2 separate regions of the Homo sapiens genome follow, and region 1 is linked to region 2. Evidence: chromatin contacts called from ENCODE Hi-C or POLR2A ChIA-PET data. All regions are on one chromosome and are shown on one strand. The core of a region is the stretch at or near the end of the contact, and the rest is flanking DNA. Distances in the headings are between cores, read along the strand shown. Region 1 has its middle 23 kb from the start of ELF3. Region 2 overlaps LMOD1 (leiomodin 1).

Region 1 (6,447 bases), core at 3,588-6,087, 140 kb after region 2:
TGAAGCCAAGGGTTTGAACACTAATCAGGGAAAATGGACAGAAAAATACAGGGGAAAACAGTCCAGGGATAGAGCTTCTGTATGTTTAGGGGCTAAATGGAGAAAGAAGAGCTGGTAGATTGAGAAGGTGAGATCAACTAGGTAGGAAGAAAACAAAAACCAGGGAGGATGGTGTCAGAGACACCCAAGAAGTAGAAACCTCAAGGTAGAAGTAGTCAATAGTATCAAATGTCAAAAGACGCTCATAGGCCAGGCACGGTGGCTCACACCTGTAATCCCAGCACTTTGGGAGGCTGAGGCGGGCAGATCATGAGGTCAGAAGTTCGAGACCAGCCTGACCAACATGATGAAACCCCATCTCTACTAAAAATACAAAAATCAGCCGGGCATGGTGGCGTGCGCCTGTAATCTCAGCTACTCAGGAGGCCGAGGCAGGAGAATCGCTTGAACCTGGGAGGCAGAGGTTGCAGTGAGCTGAGATTGCACCACTGCACTCCAGCCTGGGTGACAGAGCAAGACTCCGTCTCAAAAAAAAAAATGTGCTATGATGGGCACAATGTCTCGCACCTGTGATCCCAGCCTTTTGGGAGGCTGAGGCAGGAGGATCAATTGAGCCCAGGAAGTCAAGGCTGCAGTGAGACATGATCGCACCACTGCATTCCAGCATGGGTGACAGAGCAAGACCTTCTCTCTCTCTCTATATCTATCTATCTATCTATCTATCTATCTATCTATCTATCTCTCTTTCTCTATATATATAGTCCTGCTGGGCACGGTGGCTCACTCCTGTAATCCCAGCACTTTGGGAGACTGAGGCGGGTGGATCACCTGAGGTCAGGAGTTCAAGACCAGGCTGGCCAACATGGCGAAACCCCATCTCACTAAAAATACAAAAAAAAAAATTAGCTGGGCATGGTGGCACATGCCTGCAATCGTAGCTACTTGGGAGGCTGAGGCAGGAGAATCACTTGAACCTGGGAGGCAGAGGTTGCTGTGAGCCAAGATTGTGCCATTGCACTCCAGCCTGGGTGACGGAGTGAGACTGTCTCGAAAAAAAAAAAAAAAATGCCCTATGGACTTAAAACAAAAGAAATCATTTCCAGGCAAAGAGAAGATCCAGGGCACTGTCAGGAAACATTGTCTAAAGATGAATCAAGGATGTGACTGAAAATCCCTTTGTTAAGACTTCAGGGGGCTTGTCCTCCACATTAATTCAACTGTAGACTCCCTTGGTCATCTCTTAATCCTTGTCATTACCAGACACTGAACACCTTAATATTCTCAATTTCACTCTGGCCACTGCCTCTCGTTTTTATAGCTCACCTCTGTGGAATTACAACTCCAGCACTCCTTCAGTTTCACAGGGATATCTAATCCACTGACCATTCTGTCTTTTCTCTGTCCCTCATCCCTTCAAGTTTTCTCTCCCCTCTTTACCCAGATTACATTCTATGATCGGACATTACAATCACTTTCTTTCAGAAACCCTGAACTCTCTTGGCCCCTTTTGCTTTGTGTTTCTCACTTGGCAGAACCACAATCTTGATAAAATCCAACCCTCTGTCCGTTCTGAGTATGCACCTGCGCTGATTAACAGACACATTGACTGTTCTCAGTCTAAATTGGTGGTTCTCTGTAGGGAGCAGCTTTGTACCTGGCACCCCCCACCACCCCCACCGCCACCGCCCCTGTCAGGGACATCAGTGTTTGGAGACATTTTTATTATCACACCTGAGGGTAGGTGCTACAGGTATTTAGTGGGTAGAGAGCCCAGCCGTGTTAAGCATCCTGTAGCTCACAGGCCAGCTCCCCACAACAAACACTTAACTGGCCTAAAATGTCAACAGTGCTGAGATTGAGAAACGCTTCTCTAAATTATTGATCATGAATTTCATGTGGGCCCTAGTGTTACCTGACAATCATACTACCTTTCCCAAGTTGACTCACCCTCTTGTTTTCTCAGAGGAATATTTTATACCTTCTCTCTCATCAAAACTTCATCTGCTTTCCACTTCTCACTTGGTGGAGGATCTTGCCTCTTAGTTCACTGAGAAAATGGAAGCGACCAGATGAGGACTCCCTCCAATGTCTCACCCCTGCACCCACCCGCCTACCAGCCTCCACGCCTAAACCCTCTGCCTTCTCTCCTGTTACTGCAGATGACTGGCTGAGCTCCTGGCTGAGGCTAACCCCTCCGCTTGTGCACTAAATCCCCTCCCATCTCGCCTACCCAAGGACAGTGCTCCAGCAACTCTCTCCCTTCTCAAAAATTTCCTTTTTACTTGATTATTTACATTGGCATATAAACGTATTATAATTTCTCCCATCTTAAAAACAGGCTGGGCACAGCGGCTCACACCTGTAATCCTAGCACTTTAGGAGGCCTAAGGAGGATCGCTTGAGGCCGAGAGTTTGAGACCAGCCTGGTCAACATAGGGAGACTCCGGTCTTGGCTCACACCTGTAATCCTAGCACTTTAGGAGGCCTAAGGAGGATCGCTTGAGGCCGAGAGTTTGAGACCAGCCTGGTCAACATAGGGAGACTCCGGTCTCTACAAAAAATTTTTAAAAGTTAGCAAGGGCTGGGCACAGTGGCTCATGCCTGTAATCCCAGCACTTTGGGAGGCTGAGGGAAGCAGATCACTTGAGGCCAGGAGTTCAAGACCAGTCTAGCCAACATGGTAAAACCCTGTCTCTACTAAAAATACAAAAATTAGCTGGGCGTGGTGGTGCACACCTGTAGACCCAGCTACTCAGGAGGCTGAGGCAAGAGAATCGCTTGAACCAGGAGGCAGAGGCTGCAGTGAACCAAGACTGTGCCACTGCACTCCAGCCTGGGCAACAGAGCGAGACTCCGTCTCAAAAAACAACAAAACAAACTTAAGTCATGGTGGCGCACGCTTGTACTCCTCGCTACTCAAGAGGCTGAGGCAGGAGGATGGCTTGAGCCCAGGAGAGAAAGGCTGTAGTATGCTATGACTGCACCACTACGCTCCAGCCTGGGCAACAGAGCGAGACCCAGTCTCTCTCTCTTTTTTTTTTTTTTTTTTGAGATGGAGTTTCACTCTTTGCCCAGGCTGGAGTGCAATGGTGCGATCTCAGCTCACTGCAACCTCCACCTCCCAGGTTCAAGCAATTCTCCTGTCTCAGCCTCCCAAGTAGCTGAGATTACAGGCACCCACCACCATGCCCAGCTAATTGTTGTATTTTTAGTAGAGATGAGGTTTCACCATGTTGGCCAGGATGGTCTCGATCTCTTGACCTCGTGATCCACCCGCCTCAGCCTCCCAAAGTGCTGGGATTACAAGCGTGAGCCACCATGCCCAGCAAGACCCAGTCTCTTAAAAAAAAAAAAAAAACAGCAACAAAAGGAGAGTGGGAGGCTGGGGGAGGGATAGCATTAGGAGAAATACCTAATGTAAATGACGAGTTGATGGGTGCAGCAAACCAACATGGCACATGTATACCTGTGAAACAAACCTGCATGTTGTGCACATGTACCCTATAACTTAAAGTATAATAATAATAAAAAAAAACACAAAAATAATTGTAACCCATTGCCCACCCTAGCCCTGCCCGCCTTCCTATCTTCTTTCTTGGTTTTATTTTTCTCCATAGCATTTATCATGCTCAGACACACAAAATATTTATCTATTTTTGCTGTTTGTAATTGTCTTTCTCCCCCCACTAAAATGAACACTCCGTGAGGGCATGGCATTTTGCCTGCTTTGCTCACAATGTGTATCCCACTGAAGACATCCAATAAACAATTTATCGAATAAATGAATGCATCTACCTGATACCTCATCAAGAAATTGATGACCACTAATTATCATCTTTGAACCTCTGATTGGTGACCTCTGGCAAGGCTGAGGACCTTTAGCTCTAATCAATGGGCAAAAGGTTGACCTCTTTGCTACTGATTGGCTTTTCCTTTTCATTATACCCTTGGGCTGGATGGGGAAGCTGTGTGAATCAACGCTTCATAAGCCTTCCTCTCTGAGAACTAGGGCTTCCAAGGAATTGGATATGAAAAGGCAGAGAGGAAGGAGGAGGATATGAGATGCCAGACGGGGGAGGGTGGGGGGGACAGGTCCCAGAAGAGGTCAGCTGGGACCCAGGCAGGATGGCATTGTGGCTGCGGGTGCCAGAGTCAGCCTGCCTGGGTTAAGGTCCTCAGTCAGCCTTGACTGCTGGGTAATCCGTGGTAAGTACCCACTGCTCCTGCCTCAGCTTCCCCACCTCTCACATGTGGTTGATCCTCACAGCCATCTCTTGGGGTTGTTCTGAAGATGAAATGAGATCATCTATGTAAGAAGCTGGCACTTAAAAGCACAGAGAGGGCACCAAGGAACGTATGGTCTGTCCTTATTTGGGGAATGGGGGTGGAAGGCGCCCAGCAGGGCATGGGGCGTGGTATGGCAGAGCCAGGACTAAGGGTCTGTAGCCTCCTAAATCAGGGCTTTCTCCGCAGGATTTCCCATGTTCTCACCATCTACAGAGTCACTCCCCTCCACCCTGCTGCCCCGTTCCACCAAGTGGCCCTCACACTAGGTGGAGGAGCCCTCACAGATCTCTTTCCTTCAGCCTGCCGTTCTTTCTGCAGCACCAGGGCCCTGGGACCAGCTGGTGGTTTCCACCAGAGCAGCCTCGGGGTGAATTTAGTCAGGAATGTGCCCTCAGCTCAAGAGAACCCTCCCCAACCTTCCACTCCCCATACCCACCCCCGACCGCAGGTTCCCCACCCACCCGTGGCCTGGCCAGCAGCAACCTCCACTAGCTCGCTAGCTCAGTGACGGTGACGTCAGCCCTGCAGTGCAGGCTGGGCTGGTTTACCCGCAAGTTTCACCTCTCCCTGGGGAGACTGGATTACCTCACCCTGGGAGCAGAGTGAATGATTAACCAGCTTCATCCTGGAGGGCCTCAAAGGCCCGTCCTGGGGTGTAGGCCTACAGGGCAAGGGGCTGCATGGTCACATACCCTAGTATGCGGGTTCACATACCCCAGCCGGGGCTGGGGTATGTGACCGCCCCGTCCTTGGCCACTGCCCTCTTATCTGCATCACTGCTCACAAGTGTCATAAAAATTTGTCTACAGCATATATAAATATACATATGACGTGGAAGGCTTCCGATGGCAAATAACATTTTCCATTTTGCCTAAGCTTGGGTGGCTTTTTATTCATCTATTGTTGTTTTAAGTACACATTTCCATCTAAACTTAGATGTATGTTTAGGCTGGCCGCGGTGGCTCATTGCCTGTAATCCCAGTACCTTTTAGGGGGTTGAGGCGGGTGGATCATTTGAGGCCAGCAGTTCAAGACCAGCCTGGCCAACATGATGAAACCTCGTCTCTACTAAAAAATACAAAAATTAGCTGGGTGTGGTGGCAGGCGTCTGTAATCTCAGCTACTCGGGAGGCTGAGGCAGGAGAATCACTTGAACCTGGGAGGCGGAGGCTGCAGTGAGCTGAGATTGCACCATTGCACTCCAGCCTGGGCAACAGAGTGACATTCTGTCTCAAAAACAAAAACAAAAACAAAACAAAAAAAATAAACTTAGATGTATATTTAAAAATTGCTTTTTACCCCTGAAGGTCTCAGCATCCTACCTGCTCTATTCATTAGTGTTTAGATTACCCATGACACCAGAAGGACTTCCCAACCCAGAAAAAGATCCAGGAGTTGATATAAAATATAGAACTACTATAATATTAGCAACTTGGAGCAGCAAGTTCTTGACTTGGGAAAGTAGGAATTCCTCTCATTAAGAGATGTTTGCCCACAGGGAATGCTGCATAGAAAAGAATTTGGCTGGAACTCTTTTTTTCCACTATGACTCCATTCACACTTGAATTGTTTCCTTTTACTTTTCTTTTTCTTTCTTTCTTTTTTTTTTTTTTTTTTGAGACAGAGTCTCGCTCTGTCACCCAGGCTGGAGTGCAGTGGCATGATCTCAGCTCACTGCAACCTCCGCCTCTCAGGTTTAAGCGATTCTCCTGCCTCAGCCTCCAGAGTAGCTGGGATTACAGGCGCGCACCACCATGCCCGGCTAATTTTCACATTTTTAATAGAGATGGGGTTTTGCCATGTTGGCCAGGCTGGTTTTGAACTGCTGACTTCAACTGATCCACCTGTCTGGGTCTCCCAAAGTGCTGGGATTACAGGCGTGAACACAGCATGTTTCCGTTTTCAAAATAAGATATGTCCTAATTGCTGTGAATTTTTAAAAGAGAATTATTTTCCATGACACATTCTGTTTTCAGATGTACTGACTTTAGGAGTTGGTAAATAGTCCTCTAGCAATGCAAATGCAAATTATATATTAAAATATGAATTTTTTTCTCCAGAAACATCACAAGATTCTGGATTTTTAAAATCATAAAGCTAACAAATTATACATATATGTATGTAAAGATGTGTGGTGTGTATTACACACGTGTATAGGTA
Region 2 (6,694 bases), core at 3,432-5,931:
ATGACAGGCATCCCAGTGCAGCCAGTATACCCATACCCCCAGGACCCCAAAGCTGGCCCTGCACCCCCACAGCCTGGCTTCATATACCCACCTAGTGGTCCTGCTCCCCAATATCCACTCTACCCAGCTGGGCCCCCAGTCTACAACCCTGCAGGTAAGTAAGCAATCTGGAGCCCCTTGCTGCTGCCTTCCCCCACCCCTTGCCCTGCGACCTCCCCTGTGCCTCTCTCATTCTCAGATTCCCTCTCCCAGACTTCCTCCACCTCTAGCCCGAAACCTCCAGGCCCACTCTTCCCTATGGGTCCTGTCTGCCCCGGGGGCAGGGGTGTTACTTTTCGTCCACCTATGCCACCACTCACCCTCATCCTGTCTCTTTGGCTTTCAGCTCCTCCTCCCTATATGCCACCACAGCCCTCTTACCCGGGAGCCTGAGGAACCAGCCATGTCTCTGCTGCCCCTTCAGTGATGCCAACCTTGGGAGATGCCCTCATCCTGTACCTGCATCTGGTCCTGGGGGTGGCAGGAGTCCTCCAGCCACCAGGCCCCAGACCAAGCCAAGCCCTGGGCCCTACTGGGGACAGAGCCCCAGGGAAGTGGAACAGGAGCTGAACTAGAACTATGAGGGGTTGGGGGGAGGGCTTGGAATTATGGGCTATTTTTACTGGGGGCAAGGGAGGGAGATGACAGCCTGGGTCACAGTGCCTGTTTTCAAATAGTCCCTCTGCTCCCAAGATCCCAGCCAGGAAGGCTGGGGCCCTACTGTTTGTCCCCTCTGGGCTGGGGTGGGGGGAGGGAGGAGGTTCCGTCAGCAGCTGGCAGTAGCCCTCCTCTCTGGCTGCCCCACTGGCCACATCTCTGGCCTGCTAGATTAAAGCTGTAAAGACATAACTCATATCAGTCGCATCATTGGACCCATCCACACCTTCCAGGAACACCGCCTTCAGCTGGGCCCAGACTGTTGCCCACTCCATATTCCAAAAGTAGGGGAGGGCCAGCACCAGCATCGGAGCACAGCACCATCCTCACCCCCATCCACAAGCAGACCAAGGCGGACTGTTCCTGGCTTCCTAAAGGCTTCCTAAAGACAATGAGGTGAATTTTGCCACAGCTCTGAAGAGATGCTCGTTTGCACTACAGATATTCCCTGCTAGGGATCAACAGCTCTACAACAGCTGAGGCACTGCTAACTGTACAAAGGCAGTTCCCATTCAGGTACCCTTAGATTCATTCTGGGCCCCACCACTTTCTGACCTTGGCCATGTCTCCAAAGGTTCCCAAGCCTCAATGTCCTTATCTATAGAATGGAGATAGGACAGGTGCGGTAGCTCATGCCTGTAATCTCAGTACTTTGAGAGGCCAAGGGGGGGGGATCGCCTGAGGTCAGGAGTTCAAGACCAGCCTGGCCAACATGGTGAATCCCTGTCTCTGCTAATATACAAAAAAAAATTAGCCAGGCATTGTGGCAGGCGCCTGTAATCCCAGCTACTCGGGAGGCTAAGGCAGGAGAATCGCTTGAACCCAGGAGGCTGGGGTTACATTGAGCCGAGATTGCGCCACTGTACTCCAGCCTGGGCAACAGAACCAGGATCTGTCTCTAAATAAATAAATAAAAATAAATAAATAAATAAATCAAATGGGGATAATACCCCATGGCTGTCAGGAGGGTGAAATAGTATGTACATGAAACTGTTAGTCCTGTGCTTTCCTTCCTGATTAGAGATCCTAGAACTAGGAGCCAGGTAGAGACACTGGGTGACCCAAGAATCTGGTGCAAGGTGCTTCTGTCAGCTGCTTGGGTTGCCAGTCCCCAGGCCCATGTCTGTGACCCCCACTGAGCCACACAGTGGGGGATATGACCTTTTCTCCCCCTCCTCCCACAAATATTGCCTAGAAGAGCCCCCCTACCTCTGGAGCTGCCTGGCTGTCTTCCCTCTCCTTGTTCCCTGGGGTCATGGTCCTTGTGCTCTCAGGACTTGTCTGGTGACAGATCCAGGGAAGGAAGTTTTATTGTTTTTAACTCAAGTGGGAAAAGTGTCAGCTCAGCTTGGCAAAGCCCCACCAATGAAGAGCCCCTCCCCTCTCCAAGCCCCTTATCCAAGTATCCTCTAAGCCCAGCCCTCCTTTTCTCCCCATCCACAGGTACTCCAGCCCCACTGCAGCCTCAGGCTTTGCTCTCCTGCCCTGCCCGCTCAGACCTCTGGGATCCTGCAGCCCAGCTGGGTTCTGGATATGGCCGTTGTGCTGACCATGCCCCCAGGGCCTTCTGCCACCCACATACTCTTGAGGATTATCTCTTGTCACGCAGCCTGGAAGGCAAGAGCTCCTGGGCCAGGGTTTTGGGGCCAGGGTCAGAAATTCCCCTGGGCAGAGCTCTGCCCCTAGATTCATGGCTTTCCCCTTCCCAGTGAAATCTTCATGGGGCCCACATGTCTGCCCCTGGATCAGACCCAGACAGGGAGGGGCTGCTGATGCTGGTAGAGACAGAGCTGAGGCCACAGGTACAAATCCTCTTTCTCTTTGAGGGTGGGGACAAGAGGTGGGAGCTGGAGCCCTGGAGTGCCTGGCTTCACAATTTAGGAAAGAGGGTCTCCAAGTCATCTGAGGTTTGGAGTGCAGTCTCCTCTCTCCTGAAGCTGGGAGCTGGAAGAGATCTACATATTAAGGTTTTTTAGTTTCTCCGAGAAATGATGTGTAAATGTATGCAAGGTGATGCCAGTCAGAATTAATTATCCTTGAATCAACAACCTGGTGCCAATGAAAAAATGCTTTGTAGTCTGGGATAGGAGGCAGGTTTACCCTAGCCATAGCTGAGACTGGAAGAGTAGAGTTGCCCCATTTCCAGTCAACTAACTCTGCAAAACACTGAAGAGAATTCTAAGAAAAGGAGCAAAACTGTGACAGAGTAGGACTTTCACATGCTCTGAGCAGTGAAGAGGTCTCTCACATATCCTGGAGTTCTTTAAATGGAGGCAATCACCCCTACGTCTCTTCCCAAACCACTGCAGTCTCCTCTGACCCCACCTCATCTGACTCATCATCTGGGAAACAAGGGGAGCCCAGCAGGGCCAGGGGAGTACAAAGCTGTAGTTGCCCCTCCGGATCGCCTTGTTCCTCAGCTAGCACCCCTGAAAGCCAATCAGGCACTCTATAAGGGCAGGCAGGAGTGAGGGTGGGAGGGGCAGTGTCCCTCAAGGATTGGGGGACCTCAATAGTGTCAATAGGGTCCTGCTAGGCTGGGAGGGAATGGTGAATCCCCCAAAGGGCGGTCTGGAAGGCACATGTGGAGAAGAGGGGCATTTTTAGACAAAAGCAAGAGGAGTGCATTCTTAGGGCAGGAATCTTGCCAGGCTGGGCCTGCTCAAGGGAAAGCGGATCTCACAGGTGGATGGGAGGGGTCAGGTGCAGGGGAAGGAGCTAGGGCAGGGACACATGGAAATACAATGGGCAGGGGGAGAAAGGTTGGCAAGAAAGGAGAGACACCTTGGGTGAGGGGAGAAGGGGAGCCCCCCACAAGAGGTGAACAGAAGGGAGGTACTTCAGGCAAAGAGTAAAGGAGGGAGGGGCAAGTAAGGGAAGGGCCCTAGAGGGCTGGAGGAAGGAGGGAGGGAGGGAGGGGTAGGAGGGGCATAGACAGGATGAGTGGGAGGTGCTGGGGGAAGGGTGCTGAGGGGGGCCACACTCTCTTGGCCACTCTTAGGCCAGCAGCCTAGCCCAGCACCACAGCAACACAGGCCCTAGTTAGGCCAAACTCAGAGGTCAGGAGCCCCAGCCTGGCCATGCAGGGTGAAGGGTAGGGGGCAGCACATGGCACTCCCGACTTGGTGGTCCAGAAGCTCATGGGTGACCTGCATCCAGATCTCATGTTTCTTAAAGAGTGCCACATGTGTGACACAGTGCCCAGGCCTAGAGCCCCTTGCTCACCTGCAGGTTGAGCTTCTGTAAGGACAAGTGAGGCCAGCGCCTTGGCAGCTGCTGGTGCCTGCCATCCCACCCACAGCCAGCACCAGGGCCTAGGTCCCAGTGCTGGGAAGGTGGAGGGAAAGACGCTTTTCCCATCTGGATAGGACCAGGAGGCAAGAAGCTTGGGGTGCAACGGCTGGGCCCTGCGGGCCGGGAGAGCTGAGAGGTGAAGCCTCCCTTCCTTGCAGGTAGGAGCTAGGGAATGTGATTCTCCAGGAAGTGATGGAGGGTGGGGGGGCAGAGTGGAGGATATGACAGTGGGGGCTGCAGGCAGAGACCGTGGAGGTCAGACCGTGGCTTCATCCAGGTTGCTAGATGAACCCAGAGATAAGAGACTTGGGTTCAAATCCTGATTCATCAACTTCGACAAGTCATTTTCTATCTTCGAACCTCTTTTTTTGTCCTTGTACAGTACAGGCACCAGACAAGGATAGAGCCTTTCTGGATTTCCCTCTCTAAGTTTTAGGAAAGGAAGCAGGATAGATGGGTGACTGCCAGTGTTGGTGGGGCAGGTGGGCAGCAGTGGGTGCGTGGCGCAGCAGAAACACAGCCTCCAGAGTTTGGGCCCCTTTTCCGAAGCTCACCAGGCTATCTGCCCATCTTTTCCTCCCCCTCCCTCTAACTGCCTCCCTCCCCTGGTCCCTAGCACAGCTCCAGGGCACCCCTGGAGCAGCTGGAGAATCTGGGTTGCGGTCCACCCCCAGGTGGCGCTGTGCTCCCGCACCAGGTTCAAGTGCACTAGAGGAGTGATGACATCATCCAGGACGGAAACAGCATCCCCACCGCGGGAGCACCGAGGAAGAGGGCAGCTCACTTGTTGCTCAGGACAGTAGGGAGTGGTTTTTCTCTCTGGCTAAATCATGTTTGAAGTTTGGTAGAAAGGGCTTCCTAAGGTGACAGGTTCTATTGGACCCTTAAGATTTGGAGGCAGGTTGTTTGGGTTCAGGTGAGCGTCCAGTGCTTTCCTGCAGCACCGTCACAGCCTTATTTCAGTGAGGGAAGGAAGGGGAGCTGTTAATGAGAAGCAGTTCTATGGCCTGAAGACCTGGGCTCAAAACAAAACCAACAAACAAAACAGACCTGAGCTCTGACTTTTATTAGCTGTGTGATCATGGATATATTAGTTAACCTCTCTGGGCCAAATTCTATCTGCAAAATAGAATATTGGTATCCACCTCACAGAGTTGAAGGATCAGCTGAAGCAACCTAAAGCATCTAGCTAGTGCCCAGTGCCCAGCAGGCACAGGGGGGTGCAGTGGGACTGACAGTGAGGGCTGACAGTGGAAGCTCTAGCTGGCCTTAGCTCCAGCTCATACCCTTTAGGTCCAGGAGCCAGTGTGTGTCTGTCTCCTCTCCTCTGGGCCCAGTGATTGCTTAGGTGACTGGGGTGACAGGCAAGTGGGTGGAGGGAATGGAGAAGAGTGTACCCTGGGATCTGAGGGCTTTACCCCCAGGACTAGACTGCCCTCTGGTTTTGGTCAGACCTAGCACAGCGATCTTGCTTCCTAGCTGGGGCACCCCACCCTCACCTCAAAGATGGTGAAACTGCTGTGCCTCCTGCTGTTGAGGCAACCTGGAGGCAGAGAAACCTACAAGTGACACAGACCCAAGGTGGCAGTTCCACAGTGCCAAGGGGTGGCAGCACCTTCAAGAGAATGAAATTCAGAAAGATGCCTTTCACCTACACCCGATGGTGGGCATGGCAGCATTGTCAGCATTCCTGCAGTTGGGGCAGGAAGTGGAATTGGTGAGCAGGTGGGGAGGGCTGGGGAAGATGAGGCCCCTCTGAGCCCTAGGGCACACAGATATGGGTGCTATTCTCCAAATAGTCACTCCACTTCTCTGCCTGCCGCCTTCCTGGGCCTGTGACTGCTGTGAGGACCTGGCCCTGAGCCCATGGTTAGGCAGAGTCATGGAATGAGCATCCCTGAACATGCCTAATATAGCCATCCCAGCACCCTGGGCTCCACTCTGCCCCAGCACCCCTGAGAACAACTCTGGCTACTGACTCCAGGCAGCAGGACTGGTTCAGGAGCAGACCTAGTAGAGGCCTGGCCTTCTAGACCTGGACAACCAGGTCAGTGGAGAGTCTTCTGCTTAGAGTTCAGATTTTCCTCCATGCTGCACTTTCTGAGGATGTGAATTTATTTCTTGGCCAACTCAAATAGTGTGGCAGGGAACCTGAGCTTCTAGAGTCCTCCAGGGAGCCCAGGGTTAGGATCAGGACTCACAGTTCAGGACAACAGGTGGGGCACAGCCATTCACAGCTAAAGGTTTGTATATATTATCAAAATCTTATGGAAAAACAGATACACAGCTATTCATACAGCAGCAGGTGGGTGTGAGGAAAATGTCTGCTTTGGCATCAAACCTTCAAGTCCAGCTGCTGTCTGTCCCACTCCTCCTGTCTGGAGCCTACTCCCATCAGGCACTGTGCATCCAGGCCACTGCCCCTGCCACATCCTCTAATTAGCCTGGACTTTGGGGTATCCTCAGCCCCTCCCCACGCTCCCCTTTGGGCCCCCATGCCTCTCCATCTTTCTGCCATTTTCCCACACAGAGTGCCACTGGCCCAGCAGCTTTGCCCCGTGGGCTCCTCAGAGGCCTGAATCCTGGCCCTGGAGGGCAGTGGGGCTGGGGTGGATGTGGTCCCTGTGGGACATCTTTCCTGGATCACAGGCCTTTTGCAGCTTGCCAGCTACATGGGCCCTGGACAGTGCCATCTTCTCAGTGA

Evidence for each region. A loop is a pair of places that touch in the nucleus more often than their neighbours do. ChIA-PET counts read pairs that join two places held with the same protein, here RNA polymerase II (POLR2A). Pooled maps may share reads with other maps.
Region 1: a loop to region 2 is called in a pooled map, with 2.1 times the contacts of the local background. The contact joins two enhancer-like sites. A Hi-C loop is called at or near these places in 2 of 50 pooled maps. POLR2A ChIA-PET finds 5 or more read pairs at or near these places in 6 of 52 experiments (GM12878, H1, HEK293 and 3 more).

Annotation. Positions count from the first base shown.
Region 1 is chr1:202,030,159-202,036,605 of GRCh38, forward strand. No RefSeq gene overlaps it. Among named protein-coding and RNA genes, the nearest start is that of ELF3, 23 kb to the left of the region's middle. Within about 2 kb of position 4,838, at least 15 of the 41 ENCODE cell types and tissues checked have a DNase peak (open chromatin) inside an H3K27ac peak, as active enhancers do.
Region 2 is chr1:201,891,415-201,898,108 of GRCh38, forward strand. LMOD1 (leiomodin 1) reads right to left here. Exons shown (of 3, transcript NM_012134.3): 3 at 5,042-6,694. It overlaps SHISA4 (shisa family member 4), which reads left to right. Exons shown (of 5, transcript NM_198149.3): 4 at 1-154; 5 at 386-1,173. The coding sequence ends at 432. Among named protein-coding and RNA genes, the nearest start is that of SHISA4, 5.9 kb to the left of the region's middle. RefSeq lists an enhancer at 4,728-4,797. Within about 2 kb of position 4,682, at least 18 of the 41 ENCODE cell types and tissues checked have a DNase peak (open chromatin) inside an H3K27ac peak, as active enhancers do.